Linked DNA regions of Homo sapiens: region 1 is linked to region 2. A link is a contact called in ENCODE Hi-C or POLR2A ChIA-PET data. All regions are on one chromosome and are shown on one strand. Each heading gives the region's core, a stretch centred on a gene start or an enhancer-like site at or near the end of the contact. The rest is flanking DNA. Distances are from core to core; before and after follow the strand shown.

Region 1 (3,110 bases), core at 470-2,969, 100 kb before region 2:
TTTCAGCAATAGCATTGATAGGACTTGGTGACTGGTTGATTGGCTTGGAGCAGAGGGTGGCGGGGGGAAGTTTCCAGGATGTCTAGTATGCCCAGCGTTTCTGGTTGAGGAGAGTCATAGCCGGTGTTGCTGTTAACACAAGCTCGGATCCATTTGGCTTTTTAAAAGGTAGCCAGTCTTACTTCTTGCAGTTGAAAAAAAACCCTCAGTCCTTTATACATGTGCTGCTGGGATCCAGCCACATGTCCCCCAGAAAGAAAGCCCTCGCCTCTGTCTGCACCCGCTTCACTCGCCCCCTACTCCCTCCTGCTCGGCATATGTTTCAGCTCCCCAGTCTCTGAGACTCAGACTCTTCACCTGTAGAATGGAAATAACAATAAGACCCACCCGTAGGACTGTTGTAGAATAAAATTTAATTAATGTAGTCAAATGCCTTAATAGCCTGCCATGAGGTAGGGTACTCAGGAAAGATACCTGCCTCTATAGGCGGATCACTTGAGGTCAAGAGTTCGAGACCAGCCTGGCCAACATGGTGAAACCCTGTCTCTACTAAAAATACAAAAATTAGCCGGGCATGGTGACAGGCACCTGTAATCCCAGCTGCTAGGGAGGCTGAGGCAGGAGAATCACCTGAACCTAGGAGGCGGAGGTTGCAGTGAGCCGATCTGCACCACTGCACTCCAGCCTGGGCAACAGAGCAAGACTCAAAAAAAAAAAAAATGCCTCTATTGTTACCCGTATTAAGGGCACCTGCAGGGCTGCCCTGCTCTGACGGACACTCCTACCCTCCCACGGTGTGCGCCCCCTCTTCTGCAACGGCCCATCTCCAAAGGGACTGCTGATGTTTGAGGTCAAGATGGCCCCTAGCAGAAAGCTGCAGACCACTTCTGAGGCTGGAAGGGTGTGCCCTGTTTATAGCTTCTAGTCCCATCTGTGGCTGAAAGAGGAAGATGCTAGTGGCACTCAGCATTAAGGCTTCCGCGAGGCTGCGAGGCAGGGGTAGCCCTTTGGGAAGTACGAGCTCAAGCTTCTGCTCCGAGGCAGGCTCTGGAATGGGCCTATTGGTGAGAATTGCAAATGGAGGTAACTTCTGTAATTAGACAGTGGTGATGGTGGCGCTACTTTGTGAATATACTAAAAAACTGAATTGTACGCTTTTAAAGGGTGACTTTTATGGTGTGTCATTATATCACAATGTAAATAAATAGCAAGTGGAAGTTGCTGCTATGGGAGTGCTGTGTTCCAACTGATGATCAACAGAAGCCATGGAACACGGGGAAAGCCTTGGGCTCCCTGGTGGTTTCCTGCTTGGGGATATTCACAGCCCAGTGCTGTTCTGTCGTAATTCACTTTAGACTATTGGGGCTCCAGCTGTCCTGAGAACAGGGCAGTAAAGGAAAGTCAGTGGCTTCTCATGTCCAGAGCCTTTGCCTGCCCTGCTGAGCCTGCCAAGGAAAAGCTTTGAGGTGCTGGTGGCCCTTGCTCCCTGAGCGCTCCCGGGGGAGCTCACTCTTCCTCTGCAGTTTGGAGGTCTTTGCTAACCCCAGTCCTCTCTAGCTGCCCGCTCTCTGCTGTCTCCCTGCTCCCTCAATCCAGATGTCAAAACAGATTCTGCCATCTGGGTGGGGAGGGAGCTGTTCTGCTGCCTGGGTTTTCCTTGGGTTATGAGATGGGGTAACCACTTGGCCTTTGGCACTGCACTTAGTCCTGTGAACTACTGACAGAGGGACCAGGGCACCCTCTTGTGGCCCTCAGCGGCACTGCTTCTTCCCGCCCTCCAGCCTTGAATTTCTTCCAGCTGGAATTCTAGTGTTGAACTCTGGTGGTGGAGGCAGCTGTCGTTCTCCCCAGGAGATGCCTAACATATCAGTAACAAGAAAGAAAATAAATCAGCCACAGAAACTAGGAGGTAAAATGTTAGTGTTTTTGCTCTGCAGCTTTATTTTCAAAGAGGCAGTGTGCTCTCATGGAAGATGTGTGGCCTGTGGAGTCCAGCAAGCTCCCCAGCTGTGTGTGTGACTTTGGCAGGCTGACCTCTGAGCCTCAGACTCTTCACGTGTAGAATGGAAATAATAAGACCCACCTGTAGGATTGTTGTGGGATAAAATTTAACGAATGCAGTTAAATACCTCAATAGCCTGCCACGCAGTAGGGCACTCAGGAAATGGCACCTGCTTCTATTGTTATCTGTATTACAATAAAGACTAGGCAGGAACCACTGTCTCTCTTCAGGAAGATCGCAGCAAAGGGAGTGGCACCACAATATCGTAGTCTCTGTGAAGCCCTTTCCCCAGCAGTGAGCAATCCTGGCTTTCTCTGGGGCTGATCCAGTTGCCAGTCTGGGAAACCTCTGACTCAGGGAAGTGGAGAGAGATTTAGAAAAATATGAGAGAGCAAAAGAAAACTTTTTTTGTTTTTTTTTTGACAGGGTCTCTCTCTGTCTCACGGGCTGGAGTGCAGTGGTGTGATCTCCGCTCACTGCAACCTCCGCCTCCCAGGTTCAAGCGCTTCTCCTGCTTCAGCCTCCTGAGTAGCTGGGACTACAGGTGCCCACCATGCCCAGCTAATTTTTCTATTTTTAGTAGAAGTGGGGTTTCACCATGTTGGCCAGGCTGGTCTCGAACTCCTGACCTCAAATGATTCACCCATCTCGGCCTCCCAAAGTGCTGGGATTACAGGCATGAGCCACCGCGCCTGGCCAAAAACAACTGAAAAAAGAAAAAAAGAAAGATAAAGCCAGAAGGACCTGATCAGAAACAGATTGGGGGCCCGCCCCACCCCATCTGATAGCTTGGCGCCTGCCTGGCATGTGATGGAGCCCAGCAAACGCTCGTTTCCTTCTCTTCTTGTCCTGGCTCAGATGAGGTGCTGAGCAGAGGATGAACATAGCCTTGGTCGGATCCCTTTATGAGTCAGACGGTTTTCTTCCTGTGAGGTGGGTCCTCAGTGGGAGGGACTAGAGACAGGAAAACCGTTGGGTGGGCAACCTGTGAACATGGATGCAAGGAGGAGCAGGGCGGCAGCACAAGATGAGTGTGGGTTTTGACCCTCACAAGTGCAGATTCCCCAATAGCTCTTTGCCCTCTCCCCTTGTCTGCCATCTGTGCCCC
Region 2 (3,058 bases), core at 559-3,058:
GCATCACTATGCCTGGCTAACTTTTGTATTTTTAGTAGAGACGGGGTTTCACCATGTTGGCCAGGCTGGTCTCGAACTCCTGACCTCAAGTGATCCACCCGCCTAGGCCTCCCAAAGTGCTGGGATTACAGGCGTGAGCCACCGTGCCCGTTCTATTTATTTTTCAACACACCATTGCTGGCTCAACTATTCTTATTTTAAAGATAGGGAAACAAAGATTCAGAGACGTTAAGTAACTTGCTCAATCAAGATCACATAGGTAATAAGAGGTTTAGGATTTGAACCCAAAATCTGAGCCCAGAGTCTGAACGCTAAATCAACATGCTGAGTTGAAATTGACTACAGCAGTTGTGATGGCGTGTGCCTGTAATCCTAGCACTTTGGAAGGCTGAGGTGGGAGGATGGCTTGAGCCCAGGAGTGTGAAGCCAGCCTGGGCAACATAGTGAGACCCTACCCCAAAAAAGGTAAAAAAAAAAAAAAAAAGGAATAATAAAAAAAATTGACTAGGGCTAATAAGTACGGGATAGACGAGAATAATATTTCTTTTTTTTTTTTTTTTGGGGACAGAGTCTCGCTCTGTCACTCAGGCAGGAGTGCAGTGGCGCAATCTCGGCTCACTGCAAGCTCTGCCTCCCGGGTTCACGCCATTCTTCTGTCTCAGCCTCCCGAGTAGCTGGAACTACAGGCGCCTGCCACCATGCCCGGCTAATTTTTTGTATTTTTAGGAGAGACGGGGTTTCACCGTGTTAGCCAGGATGGTCTCGATCTCCTGACCTCGTGATCCGCCTGCCTCGGCCTCCCAAAGTGCTGGGATTACAGGCGTGAGCCACCGCGCCCGGCCGAGAATATATTATATTTTTCTTGTTATTCATTCAACAAATAGGAACACAGTACCTACTCTGTTGCCACATCTATGCCAGCCCTGTTTCAGGGGTGTTGGGGGAGATGAAATCAATAAAATATGATGTCTACTTTCAGGGATGGATTTCATGCCCCAGGCAGCAGAGTAGGAAGAATGACTATAGTCTCAGTAGCTGCTGGTTGGAGCCTGCCATCACTTCAGATGGGGTTGTTCCCCAGAAGAGGCAACCCGCATACCTTCCCAGGTCCATCCTGGGCTGCCACCTGAGTTGCCTGTCTTCCTTCTGCCACCTCCACCCCTATCCCAGGCCTGCCACTGCTCATAGCAGATTTCCTATCAAAGGCTCTCCTGGCCTCCTCTCTTATCTGTGGCCCCCGCAGGGCACCCACTTTCAGAAACTCCCTGGAAGGCCCAGCACCTGCCTCTCTCCACCCCTGGATTTCTACCAGCTTGGCTGAGGCCTGGGGCTAGTGGGGAGAGCTTCTTGGCCTCTTCCCAGAGGCAAGGGAGGAGGAGGGAGGCTGGGAAAGCCGCTGGGGCTCAGTGTCGCAATTCCGGGCCGTGCTGGGACCTTTGCTCCACGAGGTGCCTATGGAGGGGAGGGAACACGATTCTGGAGGCTGCTGGGATTGGGGTGGGGGTTCCTGGGAGGCAGTCCTTTTGCAAGAGCTGCTAAGAGCGCTGGGTAAGGAGAGGAAGGGGAGAGACATGGAACTTGGCTGGTCTGCAGGGAAATGCCACTGTTTTGGCCGGGAGTAGGGGGCGGGAGTGGCGGGAGAGGGGGTGGCCGGCTGGGGAGGAGCCAGCCTGGTGGAGAAGCTGCCCTGTGGGCGGGGGTGAGGAGGGGAGGGCTGTGGTCACCAGGCAGGAAGGAGGGGTGGCCTGACCCCTCGGCAGTCCCTCCCCTCAGCCTTTCCCCAAATTGCTACTTCTCTGGGGCTCCAGGTCCTGCTTGTGCTCAGCTCCAGCTCACTGGCTGGCCACCGAGACTTCTGGACAGGAAACTGCACCATCCTCTTCTCCCAGCAAGGGGGCTCCAGAGACTGCCCACCCAGGAAGTCTGGTGGCCTGGGGATTTGGTGGGTCTGCTCCTTAGCAGTGGCCTGGGGCTCTGTGTGTGTATCTGGGGTGGGGTCGGGGAATGTCCTAAGGATCTGAGAAGGGGGTTTCTGGGGAGAAGTGAGGGGTGATGGTGATGGAAGCTTGGGACAGGAGCAGGACTCTGGGTCCCAGAATAACTCATGAGGGGCTCAGGGGAGGAGGTCCTCTATGTGAATTGGGGAGATTCTTGGAGACAGGTTTGTGCTGGGACCCTGGAAAGTGGCACGAGCGAGGTTCTCTAATAAGCAGCGTGTTTCACTGGGTGGAGTGAGCTGTCCTCAGTGTTGGAGTGAGGGGGAAGGGGCCCAAGAGAAGCAGGGCAGATGCACCCAAACATTCCCTGCTGGCCTGGAGGGGACTTTGGGGGAGAAAAGCCGGCACGGTGGCTGGGAGCCCAGACTTTGGAGTCAGAGGAGGGTTGGAGTCTTGACTCTACCGCCGCCTAACTGTGTGACCATAGTTACTTAATCTCTTTGAACCTCAGTTTGCTTATCTGTAAAATGAGTTTAAGAATAGTCCTGAGCCAGGAGCAGTAGCGTGCGCCCATAATCTCAGATACTCAGGAAGCTGAAACCTGATTGCTTCAGCCCAGTAGTTTGAGGCGATAGTGTCCTATTATTGCACCTGTGAATAGCACTGAGTTCCAGCCTGGGCAACATAGAGAGACCCCATCTCAAAAAAAAAATTAATAGTTTTGACCTCAGAGGGATATTATGAGGAAAGCACATAAAGCCTTATAACAGGCTGGGCGCAGTGGCTTACTCCAATAATCCCCACACTTTGGGAGGCCCAGGTGAGAGGATCACTTGAGCCCAGGAATTCCTAGACTAGCCTGGGCAAAATAGGGAGAACCTGTCTCTAAAAAACATAATAGTAATATAATAAAGCCTTAGTACAGGCTAATATATGGCAAGTAAATGTTAGCTGATATTGTTGATATTGATAAAAGGGAGGATCAGGTGGAGAAGGGAGCTGAGGCCAGAAAGGAGCCCAGTTCTAGAAGAGTATAATCTGGGTCCTTCCTGCAGGACAGTGCCTTGGTAATGACCAGGGCTCCAGGAAGAGATGTCCTTGTGGCTGGGGGCCCCTGTGCC

The links. Hi-C counts contacts between places; a loop is a spot of excess contacts on that map. ChIA-PET counts read pairs that join two places held with the same protein, here RNA polymerase II (POLR2A). Pooled maps may share reads with other maps.
Region 1: a loop to region 2 is called in a map of endothelial cell of hepatic sinusoid, with 4 times the contacts of the local background. The contact joins the enhancer-like site here to the promoter of NR1H3 in region 2. A Hi-C loop is called at or near these places in 1 of 168 maps with a recorded cell type or tissue (endothelial cell of hepatic sinusoid) and 7 of 50 pooled maps. POLR2A ChIA-PET finds 5 or more read pairs at or near these places in 8 of 52 experiments (CD8-positive, alpha-beta memory T cell, Caco-2, HEK293 and 5 more).

Annotation. Positions count from the first base shown.
Region 1 is chr11:47,151,537-47,154,646 of GRCh38, forward strand. The region is part of intron 4 of CSTPP1 (centriolar satellite-associated tubulin polyglutamylase complex regulator 1); the gene reads left to right. LOC124902672 (a long non-coding RNA gene) reads right to left here. Exons shown (of 2, transcript XR_007062668.1): 2 at 1,911-2,987. Among named protein-coding and RNA genes, the nearest start is that of ARFGAP2, 24 kb to the right of the region's middle. RefSeq lists an enhancer at 1,794-1,873. Within about 2 kb of position 1,720, at least 5 of the 41 ENCODE cell types and tissues checked have a DNase peak (open chromatin) inside an H3K27ac peak, as active enhancers do.
Region 2 is chr11:47,256,188-47,259,245 of GRCh38, forward strand. NR1H3 (nuclear receptor subfamily 1 group H member 3) reads left to right here and starts at 1,809. Exons shown (of 10, transcript NM_005693.4): 1 at 1,809-1,942; 2 at 2,993-3,058. The coding sequence starts at 3,030.